6 separate regions of the Homo sapiens genome follow, and regions 1, 2, 4, 5 and 6 are each linked to region 3. A link is a contact called in ENCODE Hi-C or POLR2A ChIA-PET data. All regions are on one chromosome and are shown on one strand. The core of a region is the stretch at or near the end of the contact, and the rest is flanking DNA. Distances in the headings are between cores, read along the strand shown. Region 1 holds the start of PNPLA8 (patatin like domain 8, phospholipase A2). Region 2 overlaps NRCAM (neuronal cell adhesion molecule). Region 3 holds the start of PIK3CG (phosphatidylinositol-4,5-bisphosphate 3-kinase catalytic subunit gamma). Region 4 overlaps ATXN7L1 (ataxin 7 like 1). Region 5 holds the start of LAMB4 (laminin subunit beta 4). Region 6 overlaps ATXN7L1 (ataxin 7 like 1).

Region 1 (2,700 bases), core at 200-2,699, 1.7 Mb before region 3:
ATCTCTCTCCCCCATGGTGATAGTCATGGCACCTATTGCAATAGTTCTAAATGTCTTCCTTGACATTTTAACAAGTGTCAGAATAATTTTTCTTTAGCAACAAGGAGGAATCTGTCTCAAAAACTAAAGCTCCTTCCACACGCCTGTAAGGCTTAATTGGTGCATACATCTTTTAACTCTCCTGTAGCTAAATAACATGTCTGGCTTATCCACTGCTGGGGTTTACCAGGCATTATGATGTACATAATCCAGACACTGTGTCCCAAGAACATAGCAAGCTGGCTTTCCCTCCTTGATTTAAAAAAATCAAAACAACACAACTATCAGGGTAACATCCACTACATTTGACAGGTCAAAGAATCCCCTTCCTTAAGGACTTTACAATAACCTTACAGGGGGCTAAAGCATACATACCCATGGGTAGTGGGTAAGCCTTGAGAGTACAGTATAAGTCTTGATAACATTTTGAGGTTGATAACTAGTTGAAACTGATCTGTTTTCCCGACCTCAACGTAATTGCAAGGTCACTTCAAGAGGGTAAGGGGCTATTGCAACTACCCAAATTCGCTATTGTAGTATAAAAGCTTTAATTAACAGCATGTATAGGAATGCAAAGCTATGTTCTAATGAAACTTTAAAAAGCAGACACAAATATGAATGTCATATAATTGTCATCTGTCGCAAAACTTTTTTTTTAACCTTTGAAAAATGTGAAACCCATTTTTAGCTCCTAGTACAGCAGAACCTGCGGTGGGCTGGATTTGCCCTGAGGGCTGTAGTTTGCCCCTGTGGTACGTATGAAATGCCACAATTTTAAAAAGATGTGTTACGTGTGGGACCATTTGTGGGGCGGTTTATGCTAACTTCCAATACAGTAATATATGTCAACTCGCTTTTGAGTGACATTTAGTCTGGGTGGCCATGCCCAGGAATGGATATAGAGAAAGGGGCGCGGCCGCGCCGGGCACCACCCTCCAAGAGACTGGTATCGCAGCCCCCAGCTCCAAGGAACTCAGCGCAGGCAGGGGCTTCAGGGACGCGGAGAGGGAGGCTTATCTCTGCTGAAAGGGAATAGCGGCCCGCAAACAAGCAAACCAGGACACTGCTCCGAGGTCCCGCCCAGGAAGGCAAAACGAAGTCCCACCGCTCTCACACCCGGCAACCAACCAAGGCACAGCACGCCCCACCAGCAAGCCACGCCTCGCGCATCACGCACGCACGCACGCACGCACACACGTCTGTCGCGGCTTCCCGCCTTGCGCTCCGTCATGCTCTATTGCGCATATCTCGGGGCGGGGGAGGAACGGAGATTGACAAGGAGGCAGAGGCCTGAGCGAGGCGGAAAATCCTCACCCCGGCCCGCGGGTAGACCCAAACTTCTAGCGCGTCACTTCCGCTGGGGGCGGAGCGGGGCGGGGCTGAGTGGGTGGCGACCTAGCTGCTGCGCCAGTGTTTGTGTTGGAAGCTCAGCTGATGCAGGCCGGTTGGAGTGGACGTCATTGCCGGGAACGAGCGAGTCGCCGCTGCAGCCCTAGTGACTGCGGCCTGCATCCCGGTAAGTAGCCGCGAGGGGACAGGGGCGGGACGATAGGAGGCTGGTTGATCGTTCTGGACCCTTGTCCGGCGCTCCGGGTCGTCCTTTCTTTCTTTGGAGGGCACTTCCCGAGCGAGAGGGTGGGGACACGCCAGGCTTTGGGGAGGAGCTGGCGCTGGAAGGAGCCCGCAGGTCCTGGAGCTCATTGGTACTCGGCGCCCTCCGCCCCCGTGGGCTTTGCTGCCCCAGAAGCGCAAACCGTATTTGGTTTCGCAGGTCCCGCCCTGCTCCCCCTGTCCCATCCCCACGACTCCCTCCTCAATTTTCCAGAGTCTGTCTGCCTTCCCCTGGACTGTAGTGTTCTCCAGTAGTTAACTGGTCACTCTCAGGAGGGTTTCCCTAGTCTACATCATTCTCGACTGTCAGTGTGCACCTGGTGATTCTACTGCCTGATATTTTTTGTCAGTAATCTCTTTCTGACCCCATCCACATTTGATTCTATCCTTGACCGCTGTTGCTTAAGTGGATAAGGTGTATGAATCACTGTGTTGCAGTGCTTCCTATCCCTGTGTCATTTCTATCATTGTGCTGGAAGGAACCTGCTTTCCACGCCTAATACAATGATAACTTTAAAATGGTGACTCATAGGAAAAACTCAGGAGAGTTGTGACATAAGGGACTATCATATAATCCTGCTTAAAATACTGTTTTCAATTCCAAAACAGTTGTATCCTGGTTCTGCAGTCCTAATTTCTGAGAGTTCAAAAATGACAAATGTTTCAGTGTATTAAGAAAATGCTGTTAAACAGTGAAACATTAAGAGCTTATGCCTTGTGAGGCAGTTGTATCAAGCCCATTTTAGCTATTTTGTTAAATTGCTTATGCAAATTAGTTGTCCTTTCAATATAAGAACATGTTTTTATTTCGTAATTATAATCAACTTTTTCTTAATGTTGATCTCTTTTTTTATTTCTATATCAGGACTAAATTAAAATCTTGTAAACGCCCTTTTAATGAGTGATGTTGAATGAAAGGGCCAGTTTCACTAGTTTAGCTATTCACTTGTTTCACATGCAAAGTTGTTACAAGAACAGCCTGTACTTTGAGTTGTTTTTTTTTACCCCAGTTAGAGGGGTTGTGCTGAAGCTGCATATTGCTTCACTCAT
Region 2 (2,700 bases), core at 8-2,507, 1.6 Mb before region 3:
GCTGGAATATTTACCTCAGTTACCAGAAAATTATTTGTTTTCTTTCGCTAGGGTTAGGATGTTTGTCCCCTCCAAAATTCGCGTTGAAATTTAATTGCCTTTGTAACAGTATGAAGAGGTGGGACTGTTGAGAGATGATTAGGCCATGAGGGCTCCACCCTTATAGGTAGGATTGTTGTTATTATAAAAGGATGAGTTTGGCCCCCTTCCCTGTGTCTCTCTTGCTCTCTCTTGTCCTTCTGCCTTTTGCCATGGGATGACGCAACTACAAGGTCGTCACCAGATGTCTGCACCTTGATACTGGACTTCTCAGACTCCAGAATTGTGAGCCAATAAATTTCTGTCCTTATAAGTTACCCAGTCTCAGGTTTTCTGTTATAACAGCTTCAAACAAACTAAGACATCTCCATAGCAATTAAAATAGGCTACTGTTGGCTATTAGCTTAAAGGATCCTTAGAAGCACCAGTATTATTTGATCAAATGGAGGGAAGCGTGTTATGTTGCAAAAGCAGAGAATCATGAGACATTCAATCACTTACTCTTTAAGGGAAGATGGAAAACATTGAAATAAATGGTCAGTGACAACAGTAGCAACATCTGAAAAGTGATGTTCCCAAACTAGGAATCTCTCTGGAGAATATGTGTTTGTAATGTCCGTTAATTGCTCAGGGAAATGAACAGCATGGATCTGAAATGGGAGGGACCTGTCATAAATAGCACAACCTCTTCCAATGGTTTGCAAGAGTAGGTGCTGTTTGATAGAAGGGTTAGTAAGATCCATGAGGAACCTCCCTTAATTATGAATGGCAATAGTAATTAACAGGATGTGTGAACTGCTCTGCAGTGATGGAAATTTCATCTGAGTTTCCTTTCCTTTTTACTGGTTTCATTCTGCCTTGTTGGAGAAGGTCCCATGCCTTCAACTATACAGACATGAAATTCAAATCTTGAAAAGCATACTATAAAAACCCAAGTTTTTCCTTGGGGGTATTAGTCTGTCTAGTTAAGGAAGACTTTTTTTTTTTAATTATTTGTCTCTTTCCCGAAGTAGTAGGCAATTAGACATCAAATGAAATTAAAAATCCCTACATGATTGTCTCCTGGCCAGAACATGTTGCCTGCTGCCATAGAAACAGCTCTCTGATCTCAGCGGTGATGACAAAGCATAGTTCTGACAAAGCAGGTTCCTTTGCCACACGCCTGTGGTTTAATCTTTTCCTCTTTTCCCCCGTGAGGCAGTTCTGTCTAGCGTTGTCAACCATGTCAATTTTGCTAGAATGTCTCAAAACATCTGTAATATGCTGATTAAAATAGACACTATGATACTATAAAAGAAATGTGCTGTTTTTCTGCTGTCTCTATCCTACTCCTGGAATTGCATCTGCAGTTTTATTTAAAGCAAATGCAGCATTCAAATCTCCTGTAGTTATTCTTGCTCCATGAAGATGAATATCTTAGTCATGCTGATCTGGAGGGATGGGCTCACATCAGCAGCTGGCCCGTTCTGTCATGGAAGAATCACTCTTCTGGACTGGAAGAAGCAAGTGAAATGTTTCTGAAATGTTTGCAGCATCTCTCAGAGGAAAAGGGAACTTCATGACAGAAATAAAGCCAGAGAGGGCCACTGTGAAAAACACTGGAGGGTAAAAATAACTACATAAGAGCAACCATGTGGAAACCACGGAGCCCTCTCATCTCCTTTTTGGTTTTGTTTTTTTGTTTGTTTTTTGAGAGGGAGTTTTGCTCTTGCTGCCCAGGCTGGAGCGCAATGGCGTGATATCAGCTCACTGCAACCTCCATCTCCTGTGTTCTAGTGACTGTCCTGCCTCAGCCTCCCAAGTAGCTGGGATTACAGGTGCCTGCCACCATGCCCGGCTAATTTTTTGTATTTTTAGTAGAGGCAGGGTTTTGCCATGTTGGCCAGGCTGGTCTCAAACTCCTGACCTCAGATGATCCACCCACCTTGGCCTCCCAAAGTGCTGGGATACAGGCATGAGCCACTGCGCCCGGCCTTCTTCTCCTTTTTATGGGTAGAAATTAGGATGTAGGCCAACCATTTAATCAAGAAGCATTTATTATCTCTTTTTATCATGCTTCTTTCCTGCCATGCCCATTTCTCATTGCATCAGATCTAAGCCCCCTTTTGATGTTTTAGGAAGTCATTAAATAATGTTCCTGTCCTCCCTCCCAAGTTTGCACCATTTGAGAAAGACGACACAAAAACCAGATTGAAGGAGAAGTGCCAGCTTGATTATAGTTCAGGCTGACTGGGGAAGTGATTAGACGTGCGGCCACAGGGCTTCCAGGTACCTCCTTCTCCATTAGACATTGTCACCCTCAAGGTCCCACCGCAGGCTGTTGCTCACACAGGCAGGCCTGCCAAGGAAAGGTACCCCTGTTGTCAGATGGCAGATATGAAAGGGAAACCAGAAGGCTCAGGGCCAAGAAGACCTTGTTTCTTCCCCCAGATTCCTTGTGCTGTTGGCTCACAGGTGTGATGGAGGGTGTGGGAGAAGCTGGGAATATTATACTGCAACCTCCTAAGAAATGGAGTATTTTTTTTCTTTTTCATCTCTTCTGTGGTAATATGAGGAGTAGCAAATGCCCTTCACCTCCAAACCCCTCTGTCTTGCCTCCACAGCCCTCTGCTATGAACCCTGGACTCACCCTGCTGCTCCCCAGCAAGCCCCTCTGTTCAG
Region 3 (2,700 bases), core at 75-2,574:
GTCTCTACTTAATAATGGAGGAGCTACAGGATGGAAGGCAGGATTTCTGGACTCCAGTGACCTTCTGTTAAGACCCCCAATCATTTAACTTCTTTTTTGCTCTAATATTTTCATTTTTGTAACACAAATTCACAAATTTATTCTCATTAACCTACTCACTCTTTCCACAAAATTCAGTAAGTACCTACCCTTCACAAAGCACTTATGTATAAATAGGACATACTGCAATAGGAAATCCTTCAAATAATAATTGAAATTTGAAAGGTATTAACACTGAAAGATTAGGTATTTTGCTTTCAATGTTTAGTATCACTACATTGTAATACATTATATTCTAAACGAATCAATTATTGAAACAAAAAATTAATGTTTCAGAAAATATCGTTTACTCTCTTAAATAACTAATGTTAGACTTAAAACTACATTATTTCCTTAAGAAATAGTGGAGCATTTGATGTATACCAAAAAGGAGAGCTTGATAAGAAGATAAGAAAGACAAATTTCATTTGATCCAAACTTATGTTCAAATCTTGGCTTAACTTTTAAAACCAATATTCCCTCTCTTAAAATATGAAGTTATACTTAGTAAGTGAAACCAACTGTCCCAAAGAACTGTCTCTTGTGGCTTAAAACATTCATTTTGGTCTTTTGCTACATTATAGAATAACTAACAAAGAAGAGAACTGTAAGATACATTGATATTGACACTAACTTGAAATAAAACATGTCCAAATTTAGGCAGCATATAAATACACAGCAATAACTTCTGCCTCAGTGATACCAAACGATCTTATAAGATGCAGAGGAAAACAGGCTGACTAATACTCACTGGTTTCCTTCATGGTTGAGGCTATGAAGCTTTCCCCTTTTATGAGAAGATGTTGGAAACACTGTAAGTACAGTAATCTTGAAGCATGCACTTGTAGGAATATGAAGCCTGGCTGCCGTGCCCTCCCTTTTCCTCCCAAAACAAAAACAAAAATGTGATGCACCTGCAAAACTATTGCCGGAACGTTGTAGATATCCACAATACAGGTTGGACTAGACAATGAAACACAGACATTCGGTGGTAGTATCATCTCAAGAACCGACAACAGTTTCAGATAATCTAGCCGAGAAGGAAGTGCCACTATTCCGAGTCAGACCCCACAAAGAGCAAAAAATAGAAGGAAGCAATACCTGATAAAGCAGCGGAGGCGATGATGCTGAAGGATCATTTGTTTAATTTTTGAAAACAAAACAAATTCAAACCTACCCAGTGTGCGTCTAAATTCTTCCGCTTTTCTGGGGCTCCCTTCATATCCAGATGCAGAGGAAGTGTTGCAGTTACCAGGAAGGAAGTTTTAACCAAGTTGATTATACGTGTGATTGCTCATTTTAAAAGTGTCAGAAATGCATTTCCTGTTTTAGCATAGAGAGGGTAGGAGTATGAGACTGAGCAATGTTTACCATGGTTTTTCTTTTCTTTTTTTTTTCTCTTTGAACTAATTTTTCAAAAATTGTGATACTGAGACAAAATGACATAAATCCAAACCAAAATTACCCATTATGAGACATAAACATATGAAATATCTTTGTAGCTAGTTCTAAGAGCCACAGTATTAGGTATCCTATTAGGAAGACTTTTACCAGTCAAATTAAACTCATTCCCCTCCTGGGAATTCAAAAGAATCCTTGTTCGCACATGCTAACTGAGGGGTGGGGGAAGAGAAACCTAGTCATCTTGAGGACTAAGTTATCAAGCTGAAAATTTTTAAAGGCATGGTCTGCAAGCTCACTTCCTTAGCTTGGTGAGAGCTTTCTCTATTTTTTCAGAGCATTTGGGGCCTAAAATATCACTGGCTCAAACTGAAAGCACTGCAGCATGTGCATGTGTGTATATAAATGTGACATACTGCAGTAAGTAACCCTTCAAATAATGGTTGAAATGCTAAAAGTATTAAAATTGAAAGATGAATAAAAAGGTATTTTGATTTTAATACTAAGTACCACTACATTGTAACACATTATATTCCAAACAAGGATCAACTATTGAAACAAAAATTAATGCTTCAGAAAATATCCTGTGTTGAGGATGGAGCCTTACTGTCAGCAATGACTGATTAATTAACTGTAGACAAAACAGAAGGAGGTTGCCTGTTATCATGGGGAAATTGGGGAGCTGAACACTGTTACAGCATCAGGCAGATTCCATCCTGGGAGGTGGCCCCTGATTCCTATGGGAGTAGAGAATGCATAGAAAAGCCATCCTGAATCATTTTTAGAGTAGCGTTGTATCTTCCAGGTGACCTCAGTTCTTTCTAGAACCTCCAAGCATCCTGAACCAGCGCCCCCTCCCTCCATCTCAGAATTCCCTATGCTAGAGTTCATCCTCCAATCGGGGTGTTGAGGGACTCCAGCTGAGCTTCAAGGGCAGCAGATAGAATGGAGTTGACCTCACAAGTCTCTTGGAGGTATGTAATTAAGAGTTCCTCTGAATTACTCTGATATTGAGATAAATGATTGATTTGACTTATTTCCTTTTACATATGCCTCTTGGGTTTTAACTTTTAAATAGCACTCTAATAGTTGACATCAGCAGGCAAATAATTTAATTCAAAGGCTGCCTCCCAAATATTTAGAGGGGTCTTATCAGCTTCTCAAAGTATATTCCTATATAGGAATACTCCCTTAGGAGGCTGGCAGCTTTAGAAGCACCAA
Region 4 (2,768 bases), core at 8-2,507, 1.1 Mb after region 3:
TCCTAGGCTCTCCCCTTCTCTGGACCTTTGCACTAGCTCTTCCCTCTGTGCGGAACACCATCCCCTAGATGTGCTCCAGCCTCACAATCTACCTTCTCACCTTCTTCTAGTCTGCTCAGATATCACCTTCTCAGTGGCACCCTTTTTACAATTCCAGCCAGCCTTCCCAGCACCAGTGTTTTGTTTGTTTGTTTTTTTATAACACTTTACCCTTTCTATAGCAGACATTATTGGGAATACTTATTGTTTGTTGTTTGTCTCACCTGCTAGCATGTGATGTCTACAAGGCAAGGGTCTTGCCAGTTTTGGTGACTGGTGTTTCCCAAGGGCCTAGAGCAAGGGAGAGCCAGGACTGGGCCCAGGTCTCCCTGGCTCCAAGGCCATCCTCTTCCTGCTGTGAAAGACCACTCTGAACTATACAAGGGTAGATCTCTCCAACACCACATCTCGTTTATCCTCCCTGCCCCATCTTTTGCCATCTTCCTCAGTGACTTCAGTATCTCTGTGAGCCTACTTGCTAAAATAGAAATTTTAAACTGTACAGAAAGAACATGGTGTTATGTTCAAGAGAATGGAGTCTGGGCTGGGTGTGGTGGCTCACACCTGTAGTCTCAACACTTTGGGAGGCCAAGGCTGGAGGATCATTTGAGTCCTGGAATTCGAGGCCAGCCTGGGCAACATAGTGAGACCTCGTCTCTACAAAAAATTTAAAAAATTAGGTGGATGTGGTGGCATGTGCCTTTCGTCCCAGCTACTTGGGAGGCTGAGTTGGGAGGATCACTTGAGCCCAGGAGGTCAAAGCTACAGTGAGCTATGATAGCATAACTATGCTCTAGCCTGGGCAACAGAGTGAGACCCTGTCTTGGAAAAAAAAAAAAAGGAGTCTGGAGCCACTTACACAGCAGGTAAGCATAGGCACCTCACTTCACCTCCCTTTGCCTCAGTTTCCTCATCTATCAAAAGGAGATAATCATGCCACCTTACCTTGAAGGGTTTCTGTGAGGGCTAAATACGTTAATATATGTAACCACTTACCATGGAAACAGTGAGTACCATGTCAGTATCATTGTAAGGATATATATTTGAACCTTGAGGACACTATGCTAAATGAAATAAGCCAGTCATAAAGGACCAATACTGCCTGATTCCACTGATATGAGGTATCTAAGGCAGTTGACTCGTAGAAGCAGAACATAGAATGGTTGAGTGCCAGGGGCCGGAGGAAGGAGGAAGTGAGGTTGCTGCTCAGTGGGCGTGGAGTTTCAGTAGTGCAAGCTGAGTCAGTTCTAGAGATCTGCTTTACAACAGTGTGCTTATGGTTAACAATACTGTACTATACACTCACAGATGTGTTAAGACAGTAGATCTCATGTTATATGGGGCTTTTTAAACCACAACTTGTTTTTTAAAAAGGATGTAATATATTAGTCACTAACCCTTTGTTTTATTGAATTTTCTCAAGGTTAAGGGACTTACCCAAGTGCTCGCAGCTTATAAAGGAAAGAGGGTGACAAGAATGAAGCCTCTGACTTCCAGGGCTCTTTGTCCTGCTCCAAGTCAGGCATTAGTTCTGTCTGTCAAAATCCAGATTATCAAAGGACCATAGTATAAAAGGGCTCTGCAATATGGGGAGGTGCATCCACGCTTCTTTGGGAGAAACGCCTCACATGTTGGCTTCATAAAACTCTTCTATGCCCCGTAGGTTGGACAATGAGAAATAAATAATCCAGACATTGGTGTTTTTGATAGGTGGTTAGAGCTTCCCCAACAGGGGGAGTAAACAAAAGAACCATCTTAATTTCAAGCTTAGTTAGAACTACGGAAGACTAAAAGTCATTTTTCAAAATGGTGGGTGGTGCCAGGGCTCTATCCCCACCTGGAAGGGGCACTTGATCTGTAAAAGCAGCAAAAATAATTGTGTCTTTTATGTCACTTAGGTAGAAGCTCCTGTCCCAATTAATTCTTATCTCCTCCTCCCTTTATAAATATGCTTGGGCAAAGTGACATCCTAGCAGTTTTTTGTTTTGTTTTCTCTCTTCTTAACAAGGAATTCTCTCTGCTTAGGCATTTTAGGTGCTGATTTTTCTCATGTCCCAGAGATGCTTCTAATTAGTTGATGCTTCCTTCCCATAATAGTTCACCACAGAGAGTGGATTTGGACTGGAGGAGGGAGCAATTTTGTCATCTTATCAAAGTGCCACTGATCAGGTTGGCTTTCCTGAGTGCTCATTCATTTTTCCGCCTCTCTGGAAACAGAAGCAGCAAGCTCCTTGCTGAGTGGAGCTGGAGGTTTTTGGGTTTTGCTGTCTCCCCAGTGCTTCCCAGCACCCTTTGATGAAATGCTGCCTCAGAGTCTTTGCAGTAGGGCTCACTAGAGAAATTATCTTTTTCCTTTCACATCAGTGGAAAAACACTTGGCTGGGGACAAATGGCAAAAGCATGCCACTGTCACCTTGTCCCTAAGTAACCTGGCACCCACCAGGGCTGCCTGCAGGCCCTGTGTGTCCTGGGGAGAAGGTATATAAAGGCCTCTTCCTTTTCCTGCTTTCTAGGAGCAGAGTGACCCTCCAGGCCAAGGACAGTGCTGTATTCTTGGGTGGTTCTGACATTGCAGAAAGAGTCTGTGGACACTAGAGATCCAAGAATTATCCTCCAGTGCTTCAGAGCTGGAAGGAGATGCTAGCTCAGGCCTCTTTAAGGACTTGTATCAGTTAGCTAGCTTTTGCTGTGCAACAAACCACCCCAAAACTTGATGGCTTAAGACAGTA
Region 5 (2,700 bases), core at 43-2,542, 1.3 Mb before region 3:
AAAGGGAAAATAGTATTGGTCTAATAAAACAGATCACAAACCCGTCAATTGAACAAACTGAAAGTCCCTTGATTTCACTCACACACTTTGCTGAAGTATCCACCTAAAAACCAAATACTGCTCTTTGGTCTCCTACCACCTGGTACTTTGTGGCAGCTGTTGGCTTGTAAAAAATAAATAAAACAAGTTAGTTTAGCAAATATTGACTGCAAGCTTCTTCTATACTTCATCCTAAAATGGAAAAGACATGTTCCTGCCCTCTTGGAGTTTGCTTTCTAGTACATCAGAAGTGAGCAGATGAACCTGACCTATAGGGAACAAAATTAAAAACAGTGGCATCGATGGAAAAATAGAGCAATAAATTAAAACACAAATAACAGGTAAGAAGCATTGAAAAATACCCTTGAAAAAGCTTAAAGGCCTGTAAGAGTGGTATTTGGTGAAAGTTTGTTGAATCTATTTCCTGATTTGTAAATGTTGTGTAAAAATGAGCATCTCATTTTGGCTCAGTTCACAATCATTTTTCTTCCCTAAGGGTATTTTCCATGAGCTTCTAGAAATCCTAAATGTTTTTTCAAGCAACCAATAAACTTACCCATTGAAACTGCACAGATTTGAAATGGAGATATTAATCCACTGACAAGTGAATAAAATGTAAGATTGCTGTAGGTTCATTTCTATACTATAAACCTTCCTCGTAGGAGAATGAAATTTCAAACCACATGGATTCCAAAACCACTTAAACTTGCCATTCCCACAATGGTTAGTTGTACTTGCCGAATCACAAGGTAAACAGAAATCTATGAGCCATTTAAGATGATCTTGAGCCAGGTAGGACTGGTCAGAGCCTTGGGAACCCATCTGAAACTATTCCACCTGGTCCGCCTGAAAGTAGATTGGGATGGAGTCAGGGGTCTCACATTCCTGAGAAACAAGCCCATCTAATTCCGCACATTTTATAGCTGGTAAGTATCAAGCTGTCTGAAAATGACCGCTAAAACATGAACCAGAAAAACATAAATAAATCAGGGAACAAAATGTCTGTGCATTATTCCTGGCTATTAAAATTGGTTTTAGAGAAAACAAGAAAAATATTTGCTGTAAAACTGAGCTCTATTTCCCTGTTTATGTGTGTGTGTGGGTGTGTGTGTGTGTATAAGTTAAAACTTAAGTGACTTCACAAATCACCTTTTTGACAGGCATTGGAATACCTCTTGTCTTTTTTTTTCCCTACTTTTAGGTGCCTCGGGGAGAATGTTTTCTACATAAACTGGCTCTAACTTTCAGGTGTGTCTTCACATGCCCCGTTTGCTGCCTGAACCTCTCCACAAAGACTCCCAGATCCTGGTAAGTCTTGCCTGCTCTCTCACTAGCAAATTGGCATTTTTATGGATTAAATGAAGGTATTAGAATTTAGGGGGTAAGTGGAGTTGTCATAAAGTAAGAAATGGGACATATTAGCACATAGATTACTATTACTTTTACAGAATGATAGTCCAATGACACTTAAATAAAGGTTCTTGCAACATAAAACAGTATCCAATGGGAAAATTGATGTTAGTGCATTGTGATATGAAGCCAACAACTTGAGCCTTACTGTACCTTGAAGGGAGCTTCAAATGATGTAGTGTTGAAATGTACAACTGTATTGTGTTTTCAGCAAATGTTTGTTTTTGTTATGGTTATAAAACTTATGACAACTTATAAAAGTTTAAATGCATTAGAACTACCCATATTTTCAAAATATTTTGTTAATGTTCTAGATATGTGTAAATATTGTTTTAAGAAAAGCAAGTCTGCTATAACTAAAAGAAACATAAACTTGGCCGGGCATGGTGGCTCATGCCTGTAATCCCAGCCCTCTGGGAGGCCGAGGCAGGCAAATTGCTTGAGCTCAGGAGGTCAAGACCAGCCTGAGCAACATGGCGAAACCCCATCTCTGTAAAAACTATACAGCCGTAGTGGCACATGCCTGTAATCCCAGCTACTCAGGAGGTTGAGATGGAAGGACTGCTTAAGCATGGGAGGTTGAGGTTGCAGTGAACCAAGAATGTGCCACTGTACTACAGCCTGGGTGACAGAGGAAGACTCTGTCTCCAAAAAAAAAAAAAAAGTAAACTTTATAGTTCTGTATTCTGCATTCCTCACTATGATGAAATTTAGGCAAAACAGTTGAAATATCTAATGAGTCCTGACATAACATGAAAAAAAGTTAGACAAAGGAAAGTTAAATACAAGATTTCTGAGAACTGTCACTTTATAGACAATTATTTGTGTACCAGAAAAAGTCTTAAGGGCTAATATAAATGTATTTATAATTATCTTCTGTGTTATAAATTACTGTCCAATTTGCAGAAGAAAGGTGCTGTAGTAGAAACAGGAGCGGAATGCATGTCTTTCCTGCGGAGAGGCTCTTATCAAACACGATGCACCTGTGGTTCTAGGAGCTGGGCAAATGGGCACCACATGGCCCTTTTCTCTTCATCTGTTTCATCCAAATTGTTTTGACAAAAAAGAGTAAACTCTTTGCAGCCTTCAAGTGAGAGCAGATGAGGCAAATATAAGTGAATGGTCAGTAAATTAAATAAATTAGCAATGCCAGAAAGTTACTTTCAGTCTAATATATTTCACTGTTTATTGCAACACTTAATACATTTTAAGACCAGTGTCATCTAGCAGCATTCATTAAACGGCTACCAA
Region 6 (2,756 bases), core at 69-2,568, 1.2 Mb after region 3:
AAAAAAAAAGAGTGAATGAATGAATGAAATAGCTTTCATTTTAACCCATATTTTTGTCTCCTTCCTGCATTTGTATTGGCACCTACTTTCTCTCTTCCACCTTTTCTGCTTAAGGATATGTTAGTGTTTTGTTGTTGTCTGTTTTTATCTTCTTGGATGAACTTAAACAGTTTTAAAAAAGACAGAGCCTATTAAGCAATGCATCTTATATCATTCTCTTTTTTCCTCATCATCATGTATTTATCAAGTGCTTTTTTTTTTCTTTTTTTTGAGATGGGGTCTCATTCTGTCACCAGGCTAGAGTGCAGTGGCGTGATCTCAGGTCACTGCAACCTCTGCCTCCCAGGTTCAAGCAATCCTCCCACCTCAACCTCCCGAGTAGCGGGGATTACAGGCATGCACCACCACGCCTGGCTAATTTTTCTGTGTTTTTAGTAGAGACGGGCTTTCACCATGTTGGCCAGGCTGGTCTCAAACTCCTGACCTCAAGTGATCCACCCACCTCGGCCTCCCAAAGTGCTGGGATTACAGGAGTGAACCACCGCACCCAGCCTCAAATATTTTTCTTTAAGTAGTGATTAGTCTCTACATACTATTTGTGCCATTTTGAATTTCCTTGTGAATGTGAGTGTACTATTTTGCATACATTTTCTTAGGTTGAGATAACTCTCTTACCTGTCTCCTACCAATTGCTTTATTATGGATTATTCAGGTTGCTTGTAGTATTTTTTTTTTTAACTGTAGTAAACAGTGCTGAGAATATCTTTGAACTTTTTTTTTCCCTTTGGGATATTTCCTGGAGGCCTATTTTCCAAACTTACATTACCAGATTACCAGATGAAAGGCTATGGATGCTTTTTAGTTCCTGTTATTATCACCAGGTTGCTCTCCAGAAAAATGTAATCCCTTGAAAGTACCGCTGGCAAGGTGTACATGTGCTTGTCTCCCCACAGATTCTATTTCTGTAGTTTTTCCTTTTAGCTAGTCTAGGTGTCTTGTGAGGGCATCCCTGGGGGCTGATGGAAGTATTTCAGGGCCCTGGAAAGCCCCTGGGACTCCCCAGATCCTGCCCAATAGTGGTGATGCCAGAAATTTGCACCTTAGTATAAATGACAAATAGAAGAGGAGGAGGAAGGGGGAATGCCACCACAGGGGAAAAGTTAAAAAGGATCCTAAGTTACATGACTTCACAGCAGCTCTGGAATGGGAAATGCCCTTGTAAGAATCATCCCAGTTGCATTTCTAAAGCGTGGAGGGAAAGGAACATCCCAGGCAGGGTGGCATGGTAGAAAGGGCATTGGCTCTGGGGCCAGGCAAGCCTGGGCTTTCCTGCCAGCTGCTGAGGTCTGCGTGACCTTGGTCTTGTTTCACAATCTTGCTAAGCTTTAATTTCCCCCATCTGATATCTAAGAAGAAAAAAAAATAATAGTAATTTCCCCATCTATAACAAGGCAACTAACGGTATCATACCACATGGTAGGGTTATTGGGTAGATGAGCTGGTGAGTGAAAAGCAGCTTACACAGTGCCTGATATATAGTAGGTACTCAAGAAAGCCTGCTTTCCCTCCTAACTGAATGAATGTGCATGGGGTGACCAGATGACGAAGAAACCATCCCAGAGCCTAGGGATTTGGGAACTGAGCTGGTGTTGGTGTGAACAGTGTAGACCACAGGCCCACACTCATATTTGTCAAAAGAACTTAGTGCCCAAGATAGGTCATGTTGCCCAGCAGTGGGTAGGAGGTGAAGAGGGGTAAAGAAGACCTAGCATAACCTTTGCTTAAGGAACGCCTCCTCGGCTCCTCAGCCCTGCCATCTTTTAAAGAGGTACTGCAGTCTGAGAAGGGAATGGGCACTCCAGAAAAGCTCACAAGCACTCCTGGCATGGAAACTGCTTGGCACAGCTCTGCCTGCATTCGCAGCCTGTCCTATCACCTGACTTTCCTGTGTCTTCATTTCCTCCTCTGCTGAGCAAGGCTGATTCAATATCCCCCCTTACACCATGGCAGTAAGTTTAGTATCTAACTACGATGGTGACAAATGAGACAACAGGCCCAGGTTCTAGCCCAAGCTCCTCCACTTAATAGTCTTATGACTTTGGGCAAGTTTCTCAAATGCAGTCTGTCTCCATTTCCACAGCTGGGGGGAATCGTTACCTCACCAAGCGGCTGTAAGTACAGCTGGCCTGGCTCCTGGCACGGCTCCCAGTGCCAAGGTGCCAGCCCTGCCTCTCTCTCCAACTCCAGTTTACTTTTGGAAGAAGGCCCCTTGGAAATCAGGGTGTTTATAGGCAGCATCCTGACTGCAGCTACAAAAGCAGATTGAACCCACTGATAAGATAGAAACCGGCTAATGACTTGCCAAGCACCTGCCCTCAAAAGTGGGGGCTGAAGGAGACTCCATGCTGTCAAGTGAGTAAGCCAGGTGCTGGCCTAAGCCCAAGTGTGCTTACACAACCATGGCAGGCCACAAGCGACTGTGGTGCTCAAAGTCTATTGGGAGGGGGTTAGTCCCTTAAAAGCCATATTGGAAAATTCTCAACAAGTTCTTTCTAAAAATGGTGCAGGGAGCCACCTTGAGTATTTGCAGCCGGCTCAGCCATTCATGAGGCATCTGTGCTAAGGTTTTAAATACAGGACACTGATGCTGCAAGTATGAAAATATCTCCATGAATAAGCGTATGGGGAAGGGAACACTGAATTTTTACTGAAATGGGATTGCCTGAGAACCTGATGGATTTTATCTTCAGAGAGTG

Evidence for each region. A loop is a pair of places that touch in the nucleus more often than their neighbours do. ChIA-PET counts read pairs that join two places held with the same protein, here RNA polymerase II (POLR2A). Pooled maps may share reads with other maps.
Region 1: a pooled map shows a loop between it and region 3 (13-fold over the local background). The contact joins the promoter of PNPLA8 here to the promoter of PIK3CG in region 3. A Hi-C loop is called at or near these places in 6 of 50 pooled maps.
Region 2: a map with no recorded cell type shows a loop between it and region 3 (3-fold over the local background). The contact joins the enhancer-like site here to the promoter of PIK3CG in region 3. A Hi-C loop is called at or near these places in 2 of 37 single-sample maps with no recorded cell type and 2 of 50 pooled maps.
Region 4: a map of naive thymus-derived CD4-positive, alpha-beta T cell shows a loop between it and region 3 (15-fold over the local background). The contact joins the enhancer-like site here to the promoter of PIK3CG in region 3. A Hi-C loop is called at or near these places in 2 of 168 maps with a recorded cell type or tissue (GM12878 and naive thymus-derived CD4-positive, alpha-beta T cell), 20 of 37 single-sample maps with no recorded cell type and 13 of 50 pooled maps.
Region 5: a loop to region 3 is called in a map with no recorded cell type, with 2.4 times the contacts of the local background. The contact joins the promoter of LAMB4 here to the promoter of PIK3CG in region 3. A Hi-C loop is called at or near these places in 3 of 37 single-sample maps with no recorded cell type and 4 of 50 pooled maps.
Region 6: a map of CD8-positive, alpha-beta T cell shows a loop between it and region 3 (4-fold over the local background). The contact joins the enhancer-like site here to the promoter of PIK3CG in region 3. A Hi-C loop is called at or near these places in 1 of 168 maps with a recorded cell type or tissue (CD8-positive, alpha-beta T cell) and 4 of 50 pooled maps. POLR2A ChIA-PET finds 5 or more read pairs at or near these places in 1 of 52 experiments (activated T-cell).

Annotation. Positions count from the first base shown.
Region 1 is chr7:108,524,884-108,527,583 of GRCh38, reverse strand. It overlaps PNPLA8 (patatin like domain 8, phospholipase A2), which reads left to right and starts at 1,449. Exons shown (of 11, transcript NM_001256007.3): 1 at 1,449-1,555. LOC124901722 (a long non-coding RNA gene) reads right to left here and starts at 1,109. Exons shown (of 2, transcript XR_007060473.1): 1 at 1-1,109. RefSeq lists enhancers at 831-1,170, 1,461-1,580, 1,352-2,312.
Region 2 is chr7:108,414,913-108,417,612 of GRCh38, reverse strand. The region is part of intron 1 of NRCAM (neuronal cell adhesion molecule); the gene reads left to right. Among named protein-coding and RNA genes, the nearest start is that of NRCAM, 40 kb to the left of the region's middle. Within about 2 kb of position 1,257, at least 9 of the 41 ENCODE cell types and tissues checked have a DNase peak (open chromatin) inside an H3K27ac peak, as active enhancers do.
Region 3 is chr7:106,863,906-106,866,605 of GRCh38, reverse strand. It overlaps PIK3CG (phosphatidylinositol-4,5-bisphosphate 3-kinase catalytic subunit gamma), which reads right to left and starts at 1,324. Exons shown (of 11, transcript NM_001282426.2): 1 at 1,180-1,324. RefSeq lists an enhancer at 1,153-1,252.
Region 4 is chr7:105,807,885-105,810,652 of GRCh38, reverse strand. All of the region lies in intron 2 of ATXN7L1 (ataxin 7 like 1), which reads left to right. Among named protein-coding and RNA genes, the nearest start is that of ATXN7L1, 67 kb to the left of the region's middle. RefSeq lists enhancers at 1,438-1,547, 1,668-1,737. Within about 2 kb of position 1,257, at least 8 of the 41 ENCODE cell types and tissues checked have a DNase peak (open chromatin) inside an H3K27ac peak, as active enhancers do.
Region 5 is chr7:108,128,953-108,131,652 of GRCh38, reverse strand. LAMB4 (laminin subunit beta 4) reads left to right here and starts at 1,292. Exons shown (of 34, transcript NM_007356.3): 1 at 1,292-1,347.
Region 6 is chr7:105,673,138-105,675,893 of GRCh38, reverse strand. All of the region lies in intron 3 of ATXN7L1 (ataxin 7 like 1), which reads left to right. Among named protein-coding and RNA genes, the nearest start is that of EFCAB10, 93 kb to the right of the region's middle. Within about 2 kb of position 1,318, at least 14 of the 41 ENCODE cell types and tissues checked have a DNase peak (open chromatin) inside an H3K27ac peak, as active enhancers do.